2 separate regions of the Homo sapiens genome follow, and region 1 is linked to region 2. A link is an interaction called in ENCODE POLR2A ChIA-PET data of the cell type or tissue named here. Cell type or tissue: K562. All regions are shown on one strand. Each heading gives the region's core, and the rest is flanking DNA. Links, peaks and the distances in the headings are about the cores only.

Region 1 (5,370 bases), core at 239-5,238, 79 kb after region 2:
TGCACCACTGCACTCCAGCCTGGCGACATAACGAGACTCCGTTTCAAAAAAAAAAAAAAATGGGTATGTCGTCATTGATGATAACAGACACATACCTCTTCCAGTGGTTGAAGGATTAAACACAGTAGTACGCAGGACACGATTCCATGTTTTGCACACAGCCAGGCATAGAACAAACACTGAGGAGCAGTGCCTGGTGTTTGTGTAGCCCCAGTGACCTCTCCTGCCCCAGCCCCAGCTCAGGATCCAGTCTTTACTCTGATGTGGCAGGAGAGATGTAAAACCTCCCTCCCCTTCTTGGGTGCCCCTGCTCTCCAAAGGTCCTCTGGGACTGCCCAGGCTATTACTATTGTTAACAATAACAATGACTGCTGCTCCCATTTATTGATCACTGGCTCTGTGTCAGGCATTGTGCCAAGTTTTCTCTTCTTTCATCGTCATGGCAATAGAGGAGGTACTATTAGTTTCTGTGTAATCCAGGTAAGGACACTGAGGTACAGCGAGGTTAAGTGACTTGCTGGTGTCACACAGGTAGGGAGTGGCCCAGCTGGGAGTCTTTCGAGGCTGGGAGAACATGAGTGACAGAATGAAGAGATTCTACAGACTCAGCTGCAACAATTGCCAGGGCTCCTGGTCTGGGATCCAGTGGGGTTCTGCTGGGAGGCTGCTGAATTCTGTTCATGGTCACTGAAAGGGCACCCTGGTGGCCTGGCGGCAGGACTGGGCTTCTGCCTACACTCAAGCCCAGGTGCTTCCTGCCACTCTGCCCAGTGAGACTGCCTTGATCCACAGCTGCGGTAGGAGACGAGGACCGTGACTGTCTCCTTCCAGTCTGGGGTACCAGGCAGGGCCCAGACAGGAGACCAGGACCCAGGTTCAGCAGGGGAAATGGTTGGAAATGTTGAAAAGGCATCTGGGGGTGGGGAGGCCAACCAGAGAGGAGCAGCAGCAGGAAACTGTCACCCCTCCGCCCCCCTACCAGTGGGGTTGCTCCCAGGGCTGGAGAAACAAAGGGAGGGAGCCCAGAACCTGGACTGCCCAAGGGAGCTGGAGCCATGAAGCAGATGGACTCACAGCCAGAGCTGCCACCCAGATCTGGAGATCAGGAGGAATACCCAGACTTCTCTTCTTCCTCTGCCCTCCATCTTCCTCCAGAAACTTTCATTGGGTAAAACTAATCAGAAGCCAGTTGGCAAGAGGGTCTGGAGCATGTGATTTGCCCTCCAAGATACTGAGCAGAACACAGGCAAGGAACAGATGTGACAACAAACCAAACAAATGACCAGGACACAGACCTCTCCAGGGCTGCCTCCTGCTCCTGTGGCCACCCCTCACCTGCTTCAGGGGTCCTGCTGAGTAGGGGACAGTGGACTCTCGATGCTGGTGATCACACTCCCTCCTGGAGTCCACCTGGGGCTGTGTCTCTTCTCCTAAACCCCCACTTGTTGGTGTCAGGAGACCCTAAGCGACAGAGCTGGCCTCTCCCTTCACATACTTGACCTGGATTGCCTGGTGGTCTTCACTGCCCTGCACTTCACTTCAGTGACTGTGTTTCTCTCTTGTCCTAGCCTTCTCTCCATCAGTACTGACCTTACGGGGCTGGGGCCTCACCATGCCCTTCCCCTATGCCTGCTTAAGTTATAAGACCACAGATGATGCCGCCAAATTCCAAAGGTTTCCCACCAAGCACTCTAGTTAAGAGTCCAGGCTGGGGGGACTCTCAGACCTGAGGTCAAAGCCAGCTCTGTCACCTACCAACCTTGAACAAGTGATTTTACCTCTCTAAGCCTGAATTTGCTCATCTAAAAAAAGGGGAATAGCAGGAAGAATAGCAATAATACATACTTGCAGGGCAGAGGAAAGAGAAAGGCTTACAGCTTATCTGTGAGGTAGTCGTTGCAGGTACAAGAAGAAAAATAGCAACTGAGCATTCATTCCACAAATATTGATTGACACTTTCTGTGCATTGGGGTCTGTCTAGGAACAGCAGGGATAGGAAGAGGAGTGAAATATTGTAAGGTAAGACATGAGGAAACCAACTCGAGCTGGCCTCAATGGAAGGATATTTGTTGGCTCACTTAGTTGGAGGTTGGGGGTCCAGAGGTAGGGTGATGTTATGAACTGAATTATGTCTCCTCCACACTTGTATGTTGAAGCCAACAAATGTCTTTCTGTGACTACATTTGGAGATAGGCCCTTTATGGCAGTTGTTAACGTTAGATGAGTCATAAGGGTAAGGTCCTAATCCAATAGGACTGGTGTTCTTATAAGAAGACAGAGAGCTCTCTGGTATCTCTCCCTCTTCTTAAAAGGATAACAGTCCTATCTGGAAGAGATGCCAGAGAGCTCTCTCTTTCTCCACACATACACAGAGAAGAGGCCATGTGAGGTCCCAATGAGAAGGCAGCCATCTGCAAGCCAGGAAGAGAGGCCTCACCAGAAACCAACTTTGATGGCGCCTTGATCTTGGACTTTTAGCTTCCAGAACTGTGAGAAAATAAATCTCTGTTGTTGAATCCACTCAGTTTATGGTATTTTGTTATGGCAGCCCAAGCTGACTAACACTGTAGGCTTCCAAGTTGATGAGTCCAGAAACTGATTCCATTTCCCTGCAATGCTCTTAACTTTGCCCTCCTCTGTGTGTGGTGCCATCCTTAGGCTGGTAGCAAGAGGACTGCCCTAGTTCCAGGCTCTGCAATGTCTAGCGGAAGATAAAGAGAGAAGGTTGTCCATGAAGCTGCCTGATAAAAACAAGCATGCTCTTTCCTAGAAACCCAAATCAAACCTTCCTGGCATCTATTGGCCCTAACTAGGACACATACCTATTTTGGAACCAATTCCCAAGATTTGGGAAAGCCAGGCACGTGTATTTTGTACAGCATAGGAAAAGCTGTAACACAGAGACCCCACATACGAGTGTAAGCAAAATAGAACGTATGTCTCTTTCATATGAGAGTTCAGAAAAAAAAAAAAAAAGCAGTTGAAGACTGATAGGAGGGCTTGGCCATCATTCAAATGTGGTTTCCCTCTCTAGGTCCAAAGAGACAGCTTCAAATTTCTATCATCTCCCAGGGAGGGAGAAGGGCAGAAGGGTCAGGGAAGCACATGCACAGTGCTTTTGAGAGCCCAGCTTAAAAGTGGTCCGATTATGTCTGCTCACTGTTCACTGGGGGAGCACGTAGACTCCTGGCCACATTGAACAGCAAGGGAGGTTGGGAAATGTAGTCTTTAACGAGGCAGCCATCTGCTCGCCAAAAATCAGGAGTTCTGTTATTTAAAAAGGGGATGGTGCATATGAGTAAACCAGAAAGGTCTCTGCTGCACTCAGATTAGTTAGGGCCAGGTTCCTGAATCAATTATTGGGAAGGGTCAGTTTCCACAGAGCCCCATGGGCTTGCTTCTTCAGTCTCTATACTTTGGGTCTGTCACAGCAGCTTAGCTCATACTCTAAATACTGCACTGCGCCTTGCGTCACCTTGGCTTCTCTTAGGAAGCTGGAAGGGGGAGAATGGATGTTGGGTAGCCAGCCAGCAGTGTCCACTACATTATCTGCCCTTGAGGTCCTGAGATGCTGAGGGAAGAGATGGGTTTAAATAGATAACTATGGTCAACATGACAACTGGTAAACTCACAACAATATATAAAGCCCAGTGAAAACAGAGGGAAGAATTAAGAGGAGGCTTCTTAGAAGGAATGGAAGAGAATCATGAGTTCATTTTGGCTGGGTTTTAAAATAGGTATGGGAATTTCCCAATGGTTTTGGTTGAGGAAGGGCATTTCAGACAAAGAGAATGGCAAAAGTATGGAGGCCTATGGGGTGTGGCTCGTGATCTCAGAGTGGAGAACTGGGGGTACGTTGGGATCAGGTAAAGAAGGGCATCTGAAGGCCATGAGAAGGAAGCAGCCTGTCCCACAGGCCTCTGGAAGCCATGGAGGGGTTTTAGGCCTGGGAAGACATGATCAGATCTGTGTCTTTCTCTGAGGGAGGGACTGGAGGATGACTCGTTAGGAAGCTATTTCACAAATTCGGCTGAGTAATAAAGAGCCCGCATCAGATCAGGGCTTTGGTGGTGGGAAAGGAGACAAGGAGACAAGGAGACAGTTTGCAGAGAGATTTTGGTGGGAGAATGACAGAACTTGGTAACTGGGTGACTAAGGGGGGTTGACTGAGAATGGAGGGGGTGGTGGTTTAAATATGGTTAAATATGATCCTGAGTGTACATGCCTGCGCTACAAACCTAGAGAAGGAGTACAGGAAATGCAAGTTTTGGGGGTGAGAGGAGAAAACGCCTTCCCACTGTCCTGAGCTTGGTCCAAGACAGACTTCTTTGGGTTTCTGAAATGTTTAACAGTCTCTTGGTCGGGCGCGGTGGCTCACGCCTGCAATCCCAGCACTTTGGGAGGCCGAGGTGGGCGGATCACCTGAGCTCGGGAGTTCGAGACCAGCCTGACCAACATGGAGAAACCCTGTCTCTACTAAAAATACAAAATTAGCCCGGTGTGGGGGCGCATGCCTGTAATCCCAGCTGCTTGGGAGGCTGAGGCGGGAGAATCGCTTGAATCTGGGAGCAGAGGTTGCGGTGAGCCAAGATCACACCACTGCACTTCAGTCTGGGCAACAAGAGCAAAACTCCGTCAAAACAAAACAAAAACAAAACAACCAAAAAAAAAAAGTCTCTCTTAACTCAAGGCATCTGAACACTCAGTCCCTCCTCTACAGAATACACCCTTACCCCCAAATCTCCAACTGGCTAATTCCTTATTTCCTCTAAGAGCCTTTCTTGATCCCCTCACCAAAGTCAGAAACCCTCTCCTGTGGTCTCATGGCATCCCATTTTTTTCTTTCCCCACCTCTCACTGGTGGTTACTGAATGCCCGTCTTTCTCCAATACACCTGTAATTTCCATGAGGCAGGAACCATGTCTGTATTTTCCACTGCTTCATTGTCAACAATGAAGTATAGTGCCTGGCACATGGTAGGCACTCATGCTGAGTTTGAGGAATCTAACAGTGGCCATTGGAAATACGAGTTGGCTAATCATTTGGATCTAGGCCCATTTGGATAGAATGCAAGGTAATGGCGCCACCATGGGGACAGGTGATGTGACTCTCGTGTAGGCCTGGATGTTGTGGTTTTTCAACAAGGGCTGATTTTTGCCTTCCCAGGGACATTTCTGATTGTCACAACTGGACGTGAATGTAAACATGTATGCTATTAGCATCGAGAGGGTAGAGGCCAGGGATATTGATAAACATGCTATAATACCCAGGACAGCTCCCCACAACAAAGAATCATCCAGCCTAGACTGTCAATAGTGCCAAAGTGGAGAAACGCTGCAGAGATGGGCGAGCCAACTGGCACGGCTGAGT
Region 2 (5,370 bases), core at 242-5,241:
TGCTCAGACTGTTCCCATTGCCTGGAGTATGTCCCCTTCCCTGTCCTGCCTATGGAAGAGGTGTTAAGTGCCCTTCAAGGCCCATGTCAAGTGCCACCTCCCCCATGAACCCCTCCCCAATACTCCAGTACAGATACAGTCTCCCTCCTTCAGCCCCATAACGATTTCCTGGGCCTCCCCTTTACCCTTGAACAATAACTAACATCTCATTTGATCCTCGCCACAACCCTGGGTGGCAGATATTATCACTTCCTCCGTCTTATGGAGGAGGACACGGAGATATCATTCAAGTGATTTATTTGCTCAAGATGGCTCAGGCAGTGAGTGGTGGGGCCAGGATTTAAATTCAGGGCTTCTGGCCTCAGAACTCACGCCCTTTTCCACTTCATCATGCTGCCAGCCACAGAGTAGCAGCCTCCTGCAGTTTGCCCTCTTCGCTCTAATCTGGAAGCTTCCCAAAGGGCAGGGAATAGCTTGCTTCAGTTCCACCTCCCATCTCTGTCTCTGTCTAGTACTTCCCTGTCGGATGAGTGGAATTGCATTCAACTTCTTGGTCACAGGGGAGCTTCCTCCCGAGAGCCAAGTTCTAAAGAAGTCTTGCTGCTGGAGTGGGTAGGGTGGGGCACTTGTCCCCGACCCCCTACAAGGGGGTCAGCTGCCCTTGGGTTTGCTCTTTCAGGAGTCTTGGCTCCTATTTCCAAGCGGCCTGGGCCAGGGGAACCTCCTACACTGTGAATTATGGTAGTTCTGGCTGGGTTTGACATTCCCTCGCCAGCTGCCTAGCTGCTGGGTTTCCAGGTTGGTTTTTTGTTGAGCTCTTTCCTGCCGCGTTCTCCCCACTCAATCCTTTTTAAAGTGAGGCTTCTTTCCTCTGTCCTCACAGCTCCCCTCCCCCTTAGGACCAGCTGCTGACTGCATTATCGTTTAGCTGTGGTCTGTGCTTTTCACACAGAGGAAGGAGAAAATGAGACTCCCTCCCCAGACCAGCCCGACCACCTTCTGCAGCCTCTCCCAGCTGCAGCTCGCTCCTCTGAACATCTCCGTCTCCAGCCCATTCATTATCTCTGTGCTCAGAAAATAATTGCTAATGTCTTTTGAGAATTTACTGCATAACTGACCAGTGTGCTAAGAGCTTTATGTGCAAGCTTTCATTTACCCCTCCTAGCATCTTTAAGAGGGTGAGCACCATTTAACAGATAAGGATACTGTGGCTTCGAGAGATTAAGTGATTTGCCAACATCATACTTAGTGTAGCACAGGTATCAGAGCCCACAAAGTATCTCATGCTGCTTTGGAGCTGAGTTCCCAGCCTGCCTACGTCACTCCCTGGAAAGACCCCAGGGGTACCTGTTACTGACATCAGATATGTGCCCAGTTTGGCCAAATGGCTCCTGAGGTCATCCAACCTCTCCGAGATCAGAACTTTGCCTGGGATTGGGACCTTGCCTCTGCCCATACCAGCTCCAGGCATTGCCCACAGCTACTCTCCCTTTTTCCAGAGCTTTGGTTTAGGTATAACAAAGTGTTTGTTGTGGCAATTTGAGCAGGATGACTGCCACCGCAAAAGCCATCATATGTGCGTGGCAAAGCAGGCTGCCAAGGGCTGACAATAGAGCGTGGGGACTGCAGCTCCATTGCTGGGGACACACTGGGGTTGGGCCCCCTTGGGACGATGACACATGGCACTGAGGAGGTGGCATGTTAACAGGTGGCTTATTCATGGGGACTAACCTCGCCTCGCTTCTCAACACAGGCCGGTAAGATGGCTTTGGATGAATGGGCAGAGGGTAGTGATCACAGATGACCGCATTTTGACCAGCTCAGCAACCATGGGCTCGCTGGCTTAGTTACTTCAGGAAGCTCCAATGTTCTTAGATCTTGTGCAGTAATATGAAGCTGGCGGAGGCAGGGAGGCCTAGAGGACATGGGAAGTGGGACTGGGGAGAGGGGTTGAGGGGCAGCATGAACTCTGAAGCCAAACAAACCTATGTTCAGATGCCAGCCTTGACATTTTCCAGCTGCATGAACTTCACCAAGTCAGTCACCTCTCTGAACCTCACTTTCTTCATCTGTAAAAATATCCACCCCTGAAGATCACTTAAATTCCTAATTGGGATATTCAGATCCTCAGTCCAATGCCTGGCACAGGGTAACTGGTCAAAAATGGGAGATGCAGCCCTGGTGCGGTGGCTCACACCTGTAATCCCAGCACTTTGGGAGGCCGAGGTAGGCAGATCACTTGAGGTCGGGAGTTTCAAACCAGCCTGGCCAACACGGTGAAACCCCGTCTCTACTAAAAAATCCAAAAAAAAAAAAAAAAATTAACTGGGCTTGATGGCAGGCACGTGTAATCCCAGCTACCTGGGAGGCTGAGGCAGGAGAATTGTTTGAACCTGGAAGACCAAGATCGTGGTGAGCCGAGATTGCACCACTGCACTCCAGCCTGGGTGACAGAGCAAGACTCTGTCTCAAAAAAAAAAAAAAAAAAGGGAGATGGAATATTTTCAGTTCGTTCTTTCTTTCTTTCTTTCTTTCTTTCTTTCTTTCTTTCTTTTTTTTCTTTTTTTTTTTTGAGTTGGAGTTTCACTCTTGTTGCCCAGGCTGGAGTGTAGTGGTGCGATCTTGGCTCACTGCAACCTCTGACTCCCAGGTTCAAGCAGTTCTCCTGCCTCAGCCTCCCAAGTAGCTGGGATTACAGGCGCCCGCCACCATGCCCAGCTAATTTTTATATTTTTAGTAGAGATGGGGTTTCACCATGTTTGCCAGGCTGATCTCAAACTCCGGACCTCAGGTGATCCACCTGCCTCAGCCTCCCAAAGCCCTGAGATTACAGGCATGAGCTACTGCACCTGGCTGTCAGTTCTTTTTTTTTTTAATTTTTTCTTTTGTTTTTTTCTTTCTTTCTTTCTTTTTTTTTGAGACAAAGTCTTCCTATGTCTCCCAGGTTGGAGTGCAGTGGTGCGATATCGGCTCACTGCAACCTCCATCTCCGAGGTTCAAGCGATTCTCCTGCCTTAGCCTCCCAAGTAGCTGGCATTACAGTAACATGCCACCACTCCCGGCTAATTTTTGTGTTTTGTTTTTGAGACAGAGTCTCGCTCTGTTACCAGGCTGGAGTACAGGCATGATCTTGGCTCTCTGCAACCTCTGCCTCCCAGGTTCAAGCGATTCTCCTGCCTCAGCCTCCTAAGTAGCTGGGACTACAGGTGCGCGCCACCACACCCAGCTAATTTTTGTATTTTTAGTAGAAACAGGGTTTCACCATGTTGGCCAGGATGGTCTCAATCTCTTGACCTCATGATCCGCCTGCCTTGGCCTCCCAAAGTGCTGGGATTACAGGCGTGAGTCACCGTGCCCAGCCAATTTTTGCATTTTTAGTAGAGATGGGGTTTCACCATGTTGGCCAGCTGGCCTCGAACTCCTGACCTCAGGTGATCTGCCTGACTTGGCCTTCCGAAGTGCTGGGATTACAGGCGTGAACCACCGTGCCCGGCCTAGATTTCCAGCCCTTTCCTTTAGGAGCTGTGTTTTGTTTGAGCTCCATTCTTGGCATGGTGCCCTGCCCATAAGGGACACCCGTGAATACTTGCTAAATGAATAAATGAATGATGAGAGGTCACACTAAATGTCAGCTTTGTCTTTCCTTCTTCTGAGTGACTATTTCAAACTGTCCCTTTTCTCCCCCTTCCACGCCCATGCCAACCCTCCACACTGCCCCTCTCCCACACCTCAGTTATTGGAGTACTCCTTCAGTTTCCTGTCTCCTCACATTCTGCACCCACAGAATGCTCTCCCTTTTTGTCTAGTCCTCTCTGTCCAAAGGTGGACCTATCCACCTGCCCCTGGATCCCATTCCCACCCCCCGCATCTACCATCCTCTCTGTGGCCCTCTGGGTTTTCCCTCTGTTGGCTCTGTGTTCTAGAAATAACCATGGTCAATGATCTCCCATCTGAAAAACTGCTCCAAACCATATTTTTTATTTTATTTTATTTTTTGAGACAGAGTCTCGCTCTGTTGCCCAGGCTGGAGTGCAGTGGCGTGATCTTGGCTCACTTCAACCTCTACCTTCCGGGTTCAAGCGATTCTCCTGCCTCAGCTTCCTGAGTAGTTGGAATTACAGGCATGCGCCACCAAGCCTGGCTAATTTTTTTTTTTTTTTTTTGTATTTTTAGTAGAGAGAGGGTTTCACTATGTTGGTCAGGCTGGTCTTGAACTCCTGACCTCATGATCCGCCCACCTCAGCCTCCCAAAGTGCTGGGATTACTGGCATGCGCCACCACGCCTGGCCCAAACCACATTTTTAAAAAAGTTCTTTTTTAGAGACTGGGTCTTGCTCTATTGCCCAGCCTGGAGTGCAGTGGTGCAATCACAGCTTGCCGCAGCCTCAGCCTCCTGGGCTCACGTGAGCTTCCTGCTTCAGCCTCCACTCCAGGAGCGAGGACACCCCTGACCATCGCCCCGGGAAGTGCTCTCCTGGTCAGTTTCTGGGCACTCATCTCTCCTGGTTTTCTTTCCTCTCCGACCATCCCTTCTCTGCCCTCTGGTTCACTCCTCTTCCCTCCACTCTTAATGTCTTCTTCCCTGGAGTCCTGCCCTTATCTCACATCCCTTTATGCAGACCCAAGGCTTTCACCTACCACCTGGGCGCTGACAATTTCCTCATCTCTGGCTGGGATCTTTTTCTCCCAAGCCCTATAATTACATGTTAATGTGAATGTTCTACAGGCAACTCAAATGCCAGATGTGCTAAAATGAGTTCTAATCTTTCTCTCCAAACCTGCTCTTCCTCCTGAATCCCTGTCATGGTCAACAGCCTCATCACCCACTCAGGACCTCCAAGTGGGTCATTTCAGGCCCCACCCTTCCTCCAGACCTCACGGCCAATTTGATGTCAGAGCTTGTTGATGATTCCTTCTAATTCTGTCTGGAATCATCTCATCTTCTCCATTCTGCAGAGACTCAGGGCAGGGACGTCTGATTCTTTCACTCTCTGGCTTGAAAGGATGCGGTGGCTCCCACCCCTTCAGGATAAGGTGTTCTTTCTTTAGATCTCTGGAAGGGCCATGGTTTTCCTCAGGGCCAGGATGAGGGTAAACAAGCTGGCACCTAAGGTGTGACGTTTAAGGAGCTTGCCTGCCTGCCTGCCTGCCTGCCTGCCTGCCTTCCTCCCTCCCTCCCTCCCTCCCTCCCTCCCTCCCTTCCTCCCTTCCTTCCTTTCCCTTTCTTTCCCTTTCTTTTCTTTTCTTTCTTGACGGAGTCTCTCTCTGTCACCCAGGCTGGAGTGCAGTGGTCCGATCTCAGCTCACTGCAACCTCTACCTCCTGGGTTCAAGTGATTCTCCTGCCTCAGCCTCCTGAGTAGCTGAGATT

What was found. ChIA-PET counts read pairs that join two places held together with the same protein. Peaks named below come from ENCODE experiments on the same cell type or tissue, not always from the same donor. Only the 100,000 strongest peaks of a DNase experiment are listed, where the experiment ranks them.
Region 1: POLR2A ChIA-PET joins it to region 2 with 5 read pairs; 22 of 35 experiments call an interaction of 5 or more read pairs at or near these places.

The regions. Positions count from the first base shown.
Region 1 is chr11:46,247,477-46,252,846 of GRCh38, reverse strand. No RefSeq gene overlaps it. Among named protein-coding and RNA genes, the nearest start is that of LINC02489, 24 kb to the left of the region's middle. RefSeq lists a cis regulatory region at 4,903-5,247. In K562, for the core only: a CTCF peak has its summit at 5,087; DNase peaks (open chromatin) are centred at 2,236, 3,086, 4,016 and 5,076; H3K4me3 peaks cover 248 bases.
Region 2 is chr11:46,326,202-46,331,571 of GRCh38, reverse strand. No RefSeq gene overlaps it. Among named protein-coding and RNA genes, the nearest start is that of DGKZ, 19 kb to the left of the region's middle. RefSeq lists a silencer at 357-498. In K562, for the core only: no CTCF peak of the experiment used is centred there; no DNase peak of the experiment used is centred there; H3K27me3 peaks cover 2,719 bases.